Regions from separate parts of the Homo sapiens genome. Here regions 1 and 2 are each linked to region 3. A link is a contact called in ENCODE Hi-C or POLR2A ChIA-PET data. All regions are on one chromosome and are shown on one strand. Each heading gives the region's core, a stretch centred on a gene start or an enhancer-like site at or near the end of the contact. The rest is flanking DNA. Distances are from core to core; before and after follow the strand shown.

Evidence for each region. A loop is a pair of places that touch in the nucleus more often than their neighbours do. ChIA-PET counts read pairs that join two places held with the same protein, here RNA polymerase II (POLR2A). Pooled maps may share reads with other maps.
Region 1: a pooled map shows a loop between it and region 3 (10-fold over the local background). The contact joins the promoter of AGRN here to the promoter of DVL1 in region 3. A Hi-C loop is called at or near these places in 1 of 168 maps with a recorded cell type or tissue (CD8-positive, alpha-beta T cell), 4 of 37 single-sample maps with no recorded cell type and 9 of 50 pooled maps. POLR2A ChIA-PET finds 5 or more read pairs at or near these places in 2 of 52 experiments (HEK293 and MCF 10A).
Region 2: a pooled map shows a loop between it and region 3 (2.6-fold over the local background). The contact joins the promoter of HES4 here to the promoter of DVL1 in region 3. A Hi-C loop is called at or near these places in 5 of 50 pooled maps. POLR2A ChIA-PET finds 5 or more read pairs at or near these places in 4 of 52 experiments (H1, HEK293, MCF 10A and 1 more).

The regions. Positions count from the first base shown.
Region 1 is chr1:1,018,792-1,021,491 of GRCh38, forward strand. AGRN (agrin) reads left to right here and starts at 1,329. Exons shown (of 36, transcript NM_198576.4): 1 at 1,329-1,582. The coding sequence starts at 1,382. RefSeq lists a silencer at 643-1,092 and an enhancer at 2,601-2,700.
Region 2 is chr1:998,735-1,001,434 of GRCh38, forward strand. It overlaps HES4 (hes family bHLH transcription factor 4), which reads right to left and starts at 1,363. Exons shown (of 4, transcript NM_021170.4): 1 at 1,132-1,363; 2 at 958-1,053; 3 at 792-879; 4 at 230-698. The coding sequence starts at 1,239. The coding sequence ends at 325. RefSeq lists silencers at 329-638, 1,189-1,328, 1,399-1,778, 1,879-1,928.
Region 3 is chr1:1,348,087-1,350,786 of GRCh38, forward strand. DVL1 (dishevelled segment polarity protein 1) reads right to left here and starts at 1,332. Exons shown (of 15, transcript NM_001330311.2): 1 at 810-1,332. The coding sequence starts at 979. RefSeq lists an enhancer at 1-294 and silencers at 1-23, 1,184-1,363, 1,464-1,783, 1,804-1,953.

The DNA of each region.
Region 1 (2,700 bases), core at 79-2,578, 330 kb before region 3:
GTGCCACCAAAGTGGGAGCCCAGGCAGAGGAGGCGTGAAGACCGAGAGAGGGCTGTGAGGACTGCCAGCACGCTGTCACCTCTCAGCACCATCTCAGCTCACTGCAACCTCCGCCTCCTGGGTTCAAGCGATTCTCCTGCCTCAGCCTCCCAAGTAGCTAGGACTACAGGCGCCTGCCACCACACCGGCCAATTTTTGTATTTTTAGTAGAGACGGGGTTTCACCATGTTGGCCAGGCTGGTCTCGAACTCCTGACCTCCCGTGATCCACCTGCCTCAGCCTCCCAAAGTGCTGGGATTACAGGCGTGAGCCACTGCGCCCGGCCCATCCAGCTAATTTTTAATTTTTTTGAGAGATGGGGTCTTGCTATTTTGCCCAGGCTAGTCTCGAACACCCGGTGTCAAGAGATCTTGCTGCCTCCGCCTCCCAGAGTGCTGGGATGACAGGCGTGAGTCACCACGCCCAGCCTAGACACAGTTCTGAAGGGACAAAGGGGGCCTCCGCTCCCTCCTTTCAATCTTCAGCTAGGCCAGGCTCCCACTTGGGTCCTCCAGCCCTCAGTTTCCCCCTGCACCCAGCCAGGCCAAGCTGCAGAGGCGCCCGGCCCAGAGCTGGGAAGGGGCGTGGCGGGACCCGCGCTTGCAGCCGCGGGACGGAAGGGGGCGCGAACCTCCCCGCGGCGGGGCCTGGGGGGGCGGGGCCGGGAGGGGCGGGGCCGCGCCCCGTGCTGGCCAATCAGCGCCCGCCCCGGCACCGGGACCCGCCTCCGCGCCGCAGCTCCCGGGGGGTCCGGCCCGGCCGAGCCTCGGTGTCCGGCCCCGCGGGGGAGGGGCGCGGCCTGCGGAGCGGGATCGGGGCCGGGTCTGGGGCCCCTCCCGGCGGCCTTCGAGCCCTGCCGCCCGGCTCCGCGCCGCCCGGAGCCCCTCGGCAGTCCCGTCACGTCTCCTCCAGATTAGGCATTAACTCGGGTGCAGCCGCACTTCCGGGGGGCCGCGGCGGGGGAGGGGCGCCTGCGGGATCCAGACCCGCCCCCCACTCTCCTCTCCCCGCCCCCTCCCGGGCCGCCCCTTTCCCGCCCCACGGCCGCGCCGGGCGCTGCGTCCCGGGGCTTTGTTCGCGGCGGCGCGGGTCGCCGGCCTCCGGGCGGGCCGGGGGAGGGAGGAGGGAGGGGGCGGGAGGGGGAAGGAAGGAGGAGGGGGAGGAGGAGGGCGCGGGGAGGGGGTAGGGGGGCGGGGAGGAGAGAGGGGGAGGGGCGCCGCCCTGGCCCCGCCCCCCCCCGCCCGCCCGCCCGCGCTCCGCCGCCTCCGGAGCTGCGTCCCGTCCTGTCCAGTCCCGTCCCCGGCGCGGCCCGCGCGCTCCTCCGCCGCCTCTCGCCTGCGCCATGGCCGGCCGGTCCCACCCGGGCCCGCTGCGGCCGCTGCTGCCGCTCCTTGTGGTGGCCGCGTGCGTCCTGCCCGGAGCCGGCGGGACATGCCCGGAGCGCGCGCTGGAGCGGCGCGAGGAGGAGGCGAACGTGGTGCTCACCGGGACGGTGGAGGAGATCCTCAACGTGGACCCGGTGCAGCACACGTACTCCTGCAAGGTGCGCCCACCCGGACCCCGGCCTCCCCTCGCGACGCCTGCCGCCCCGCCGGGACCCCCGCCCCAGGCCGTGGGAACCAGCCCCGGTCGCTCCGCAGCCCCCGCTCCGGCTCCCTTGGCGACCGCCAAGCCCCGGGAGGGGGGGTCGCCGGGTCCCGGGAAACTCGCGGGCGCCGGGGAAAGTTGCTGCGCCGCCGCCGTCCTCCGCCCGCCGCCGCCTCCCTCCTCGCGGAGACAAGTGCACCTCGCCCACGGACTGCGGCTGCCGCGCGCCCTCCCTACCGGCCGAGAAGGAGAGGGGCCTGGGGAGGGGGGGCCTTTGCCCGGGCGGGGAGCGGGGGCTGGGCCTGGGATCCGCTTGTTCCCCTCCCCAGAGGCCTTTCCCGGGGCGAGAGGGGTTGGTCAGGAGAGAAAAAGGGGCGCACAGCCTGAGCTCCCAACCCCGGGAGCCAGGTGGGGGGTGCCGCAGTGGTGCGGGGGGGGGGCGTGCAGGAGCAGAGAGGTGGGCGGGGCCGTCACCGGGCCTCGTGTGCTTGGGGGCAGGGCCGGTGCCCCATCGCGCTCCTGCGGGAACCGGGGCTCCCCACCCCGGGGAGGGGAAGTTTCCCTGGTTTCTCCTTCAGGTGCTTCTGGGAGCCCCCGGGGTAGGTACGCTGGGACCCCCACCATCTTCTCCTAGTAGGGGCTCGGGGGACCCAGAGCCGGCGCCCGTGTACCCCCAAAACCATCTCCTGGGACCAGAAATCCACTCATTTCCCTCCACGGAGGTGGAGAAGGTGGCAGCTTCTTTCAGACTGGCCGGTGCGGGCTACAGCTGGGCTCCCCCGCCGGCCCAGTCTCCTCCACAGCGGCCAGGGCACTTTGCCAGGCCCCTGCAGGATTTTCCCGACTTCCTCCCCGCTGCTCCTGGGTGTGGCTGGGGTGGGGGAAGGCGATGAAAGCCACCAGGCCCTCCCCCTGCCTGGGTCATCTGCCTCCTGGAGCCTACTGTTGGGGGGCGTGGAAGAGGCTCTGCCTGCGCAACTGGAGGGGGTCCCTGCGGATGCCGCAGTCCTGAGGCTCCCAGCAGGGGCTGCGCAGTGGACAGGCCAACCATTGTCTCTCCCCCCATCCGGCAGC
Region 2 (2,700 bases), core at 113-2,612, 350 kb before region 3:
TGCAGGGATGCGGAGGGGAGGGCGCGGAGCGGAGGGCGCGGAGCGGAGGGGTCGCCCTCAGTCCTCGGTCCCGCCCCCAGCCCGCCCCCCCGGGCCCGCCCGACGCCCCCAGCCACCTGCAGACCGCGGCCCTGGGAGGAGGGCGGGACCCCGGCGCGGCGTGGCTGCGGGGCGCTCCCAAAGTCAACTCTTCACCAAGACAAAGAAAGAAAACTCGTGACGCAGACTCTGGAATAATAAATACGTTTTCTCTGCTACAGTCTCGGCAAAGGCCACGGCCCTAGAACGGGGCGCCGCCTCCGATGCAGTCTCAGGGCCACAGCCTCAGCGCAGCCACGGCCTCCAGGGCCCACCCGGGCCCTGCGGCCCCGCCCTGGGGGCGGCGGGCAGCGCCCGGGTCAGACCCGGCAGCAGCGGCGGCGCGAGCAGAGGGAAGGGGCCGCCGAGCGATGGCAGCAGCGGGCGGCCCGCGTAGACCTCGGGCGCTGGGGCCTCTGCGGGGGCAGCCGGGGACAGCGAGGCCGGGCGGCGGGAGGGTCCCAGCTGGCGCAGGCAGGCTGCCAGGTGGCCCAGCAGGCGGGAGCGCACGTCGGCCGGGACGCCCTCGCAGCCGGCCAGGAAGCGGTTCACCTCCGCCAGACACTCGTGGAAGCCGGCGCGGTACTTGCCCAGAACGGCGGGGTCGGCGCTGAGCGCGGCTGCGGGAGCGACACAGGAGGAGAGGTCGGTGCCGGGTCCCGGGGGTCCCGCGCCCTCCCCCCGCCTCCAAGCCGCCGCCGCCCGCGCCTCACCCGTCACCTGCACGCGACGCAGGCTCCGCAGGTGTCTCACGGTCATCTCCAGGATGTCCGCCTTCTCCAGCTTCGAGTGGCGGGAGCTCTGGGGGCGGGGATAGGCGGGAGGTCCAGGTCAGCTGCGACCCAGACTCCGGGTCTCGGGCCTTCGCCCCCGACTTACCTCTTTTCTGAGGGCGTCCAGGATGAGGGTTTTGAGCTGAGCGAGGCTCTCGTTAATACGCGCTCGGCGCCGCTTCTCCATGACCGGCTTGGAGGACTGCGGGTCGGGCACCGGCTGAGTCCCGCGTCCCTCCCGCCCCCCGGTCGCCCCCCTCACGCCCGGCCGGGACCCCACCTTGCGGTGCTCGGCCGCGCTCCGGGGCTTGTCTGGGGTCCGGCTGGCGCTGGCCGGCGCTCCTGCCATCGGCGAGGCGCTCGGTTTCCCCGGCGTGTCTGCGGCCATGGTGCGCCCCGCGCCTCCCCGTGCCGGGTGGAGCGCGCCGCCACGGACCACGGGCGGGCTGGCGGGCGAGCGGCGAGCGCGCGGCGATCCGAGCCCCTAGGGCGGATCCCGGCTCCAGGCCCGCGCGCGCCTCAGGCCGTTTCCCTATTTAAGGCCTCGCCGCCGCGGGGTGTGTGAACCCGGCTCCGCATTCTTTCCCACACTCGCCCCAGCCAATCGACGGCCGCGCTCCTCCCCCGCTCGCTGTCAGTCACGCCTCGGCTCCGGGCGCGGCCTCCGCGGGCGACAATGGCATGCGGGGCCCCCGCCCGCGCCCCCCTCCGACACCGCTGGGGACAGGGCCGGGTGATCCCGCGCTCCCCGATGCAGCCGGGGCCGAGCAACGCGCCGGGAGGGGCCGCTGGGGGCGAACGGGGCCCGGGACCCCCGGGGCTGGGCGGAGTCTCGGGGCTCACTCTCCCGCCCAGGGGGCCGGGAGCCGGGGCTGGACGGAGCTGGGGCTGTGGCCGCGCGGGAAGTCGGGAAGGAAATTCCCCCAGTGGCGCAGGGTCCGGCGGCGCCGAGGGGTGGGCGAGCCTCGGTCTCGAGCCTCTTGGCTTCCTCCGCCCGTCCCCACTCCGGTCCCGGTTTGGGCCCTGCTCGGTCTCCGAGTTTGATCCGACACCGGCTCGGCCTCCGGGGGTCCCACCCTCAGGTGTGCGGCCTGGAGCACGGAGGGCTGCAGAAAGCCTTGGGAGCGACAGAGCCGGGGGAAGGTCGGCGGCCGGGTCGGCAGGCGGGAGGGCGGAGTCAGCGGACGGCGAAGGGGCGCACGGGTGGCCCCGCAGAGCAGGGCCGGTGATGGCGCGGGCCGGGCCGGACCACGAGGAGCAGAACGTGCGCGTGACGCGAGCGGGCTGGTGACGTCACCAGGCACCCGGGGCGATGACGCAAGCCTGCTGGGATGACGTCATGTGGCCCGTGTCGCCACGTGCTTCCAGGTGACCCGCTGGCGAACTCAGCAGCAGCAAAGTGGGGCTCACAGAAAAATGAGGGGCCACTGTTAATATAACTGCAAAGGGGCAGGTTGCGTAAAACAGGGCTGTGGTTATTTTCGTGTTTGCTGTTTTTATTTCGAATGCCGCTGCGGGGCACGTTGGTCCTTTCCGCACTCGGGGTCCCCGGCGGCCTCACGCGTCCGTGCAGCGGAGGCTTCCTGAGCCCCCTGGAGAGCCTGGCCTGGGCCCGGGTGTGGAGACCCTCCCGGGCTTTCAATCCGGGCAGGAGGCAGATGGCAGACTCAGCAGTCACGTAAGAGAACCGAATTAGGTGGGTGGCCTGGGTGGACAAAAGCCTTCTTGACGCCGGGTGGTCCCAAAGGCTTCTGCGGGGTGGGGGGTCCTCAGGGGGGAAGCCTCAAGGGAGGGCGTGGCATTCCCAGGGTGCGAAGGGGGCGCAGGGACGAGGGAGGTGGGGAGGGGG
Region 3 (2,700 bases), core at 82-2,581:
CTGTTGAGCTGGGACTAGGGACTCAGGTTACTGGTGGCTGGGCCGGGCCAGGCCAGGCCTCAAGCAGACCGCCAGGCTCCTGCTCCCTGTCCCAGAGGGCCCAGCTCAGCACAGCAGGGGTCTCCTCGCCTGGGACACCACCACCGAGGCCCAGCAGGGAGACGCTGACCCAGGCTGCCCCGAAACAGCAGATGGTCTGGGCTGCTCCGGGAACGCAAGTGCTTTGTGGCTCAGTGGGGACGGGGCCCACAGGAAGCTCAGGACACGGGTAGGCGAATAAAGTTTCATGGTCACCAGTGGCCCTTGACCTCCACCCTGTCACAAGGACCCTGCAGAAGGGGGCCAGGAGAACCTGTCTTGACCCTCGGGAAGCTTCTGCAAACCCTAGCAGACAGGTTGGTGAACCTGTACCCCCATGTCTCCCCATCCCAGCTAGGGAACCCCACCCTGCTTCCTTCCCACTGACACGCCCCTGACCCCAGCCCGCACCAACGGCAGGCGCTCCCGGCCAGCCCCGGTGGAAGCGATGCGGCCGACCGAGTCTGACACGGGCCAAGGCAGGACTCGGGGCCGGGAAGCTGGGGCCAGGGACGCCGGGAACCCCGCCTGCCATCGCCCCGCTCCACGGACAGGTGGGCGCGCGCCGCACACGGGCCGAGGCCGCCACCCGCGCCGCATCTAGCGGAGGCGCGTCGCGGTCGCAGGTCCCCGGGGGCGCGAACGGCTCAGGACCCCCGCCCCGTCCCCGCGCGGGCAGGTGCGACCCCCGAGCCCGCGCCAGGCTCGCGCAGGCCTCGCGGCCGACTGACCCGAAGTCCTGGTCCATGGACTTAAAGAAGAATTTGTAGGCGTGCACGGGCCGGTTGCTGAGCACGTTCTTGAAGTCGGCCAGCGTGACGCGCTCGGGGGCCACGGGCAGCTTGACCAGGTACGGCGTCTCCTCCTCGTCCATGTGGTAGATAATCTTGGTCTCCGCCATGGCGCGGCGGCGGCGCGGAGCCCGCGCGCTCAGGGCCCGGCCCGGGGCTCGGACGCGGGGCGCTACCCGCCCGCCCGCCTGCGCCCCGCCCGGCCCGCACCGCTCTCGGCCCCGACGCTCCGAGGCCCCCGGGCGCCCCCGCCCGACCGCCCAGGCCCCGGCCGCCGCCCCCGGCTCCCGCGCGCGTCCCGACTGCTGCCCCGCGGCCCGCGGCCGCCCATCCGCCCCCGGCCCGGGAGCGGCGCGAGGGACGCAGCACGGAGGGCGCGCTCAGCCCCGCCGCCCTCCCGCCTGCGCCCCTCGGGCCGCGCCGTTAAAGGGACCGCCCGGCCCGGGGTCCTGAGCGTGGCCGCGGGGGGGCGCCCGAGCGCGCGGCGTTGACGTCACGGGGGCGCACGGCGGGGGCGGGGCGAGGATGCGCAGACGCAGGCGATCATCGCTCGCCCCGCCCCGCCCCGGCCCCGCCCCCGCGCGCGGGCCCGCGCTCCATTATGATCCGGCGCATGCGACGCGCGCCGCTGGCTGTGGGCCCGTGGGCGCCGGGGCGCTCGGGTCGGGCGGAGGGACCCCGGGGACGCCGGGTGCGCGGCGCTGAGGTGGCGCCCGGTCGCTCTGCGCCACCGCGAAGGCTCCCGACTCGCGTGCCCTCTGCCGGGTCCCACGGGGTCCAGGCAGCAGGCCGAGCGGATGCGGGGCGCGCGGGGGCGCGGGCGTGCACGGAGGCGTCGGAGCGCCCGGCGGCGGGAGGGATTTAGTCCTGGGGTTCTCCGCAGGGCAGGGGAGACTTCCGAGGCGTCCCTTGAGGCCGCGGGGCGTCCGCGCTTACTGTTCCGGGGCTCGCGGGGCTGGAGGCCTTCCCGACCCGACCCCAGCAGGAAGCGCGGAGGCCACTAGAGGGCGGCCCAGGATGGGAGGAGTGAGGAGGGGGCCTGGACGGGGCAGGAGCGACGGGGGGAGTGAGGAGGGGGCCTGGACGGGGCAGGAGCGACGGGGGGAGTGAGGAGGGGGCCTGGACGGGGCAGGAGCGACGGGGGGAGTGAGGAGGGGGCCTGGACGGGGCAGGAGCGACGGGGGGAGTGAGGAGGGGGCCTGGACGGGGCAGGAGCGACGGGGGGAGTGAGGAGGGGGCCTGGACGGGGCAGGAGCGACGGGGGGAGTGAGGAGGGGGCCTGGACGGGGCAGGAGCGACGGGGGGAGTGAGGAGGGGGCCTGGACGGGGCAGGAGCGACGGGGGGAGTGAGGAGGGGGCCTGGACGGGGCAGGAGCGACGGGGGGAGTGAGGAGGGGGCCTGGACGGGGCTGGAGCGACGGGGGGAGTGAGGAGGGGGCCTGGACCGGGCAGGAGCGACGGGGGGAGTGAGGAGGGGGCCTGGACCGGGCAGGAGCGACGGGGGGAGTGAGGAGGGGGCCTGGACGGGGCAGGAGCGACGGGGGGAGTGAGGAGGGGGCCTGGACGGGGCAGGAGCGACGGGGGGAGTGAGGAGGGGGCCTGGACGGGGCAGGAGCGACGGGGGGAGTGAGGAGGGGGCCTGGACGGGGCAGGAGCGACGGGGGGAGTGAGGAGGGGGCCTGGACGGGGCAGGAGCGACGGGGGGAGTGAGGAGGGGGCCTGGACGGGGCAGGAGCGACGGGGGGAGTGAGGAGGGGGCCTGGACGGGGCAGGAGCGACGGGGGGAGTGAGGAGGGGGCCTGGACGGGGCAGGAGCGACGGGGGGAGTGAG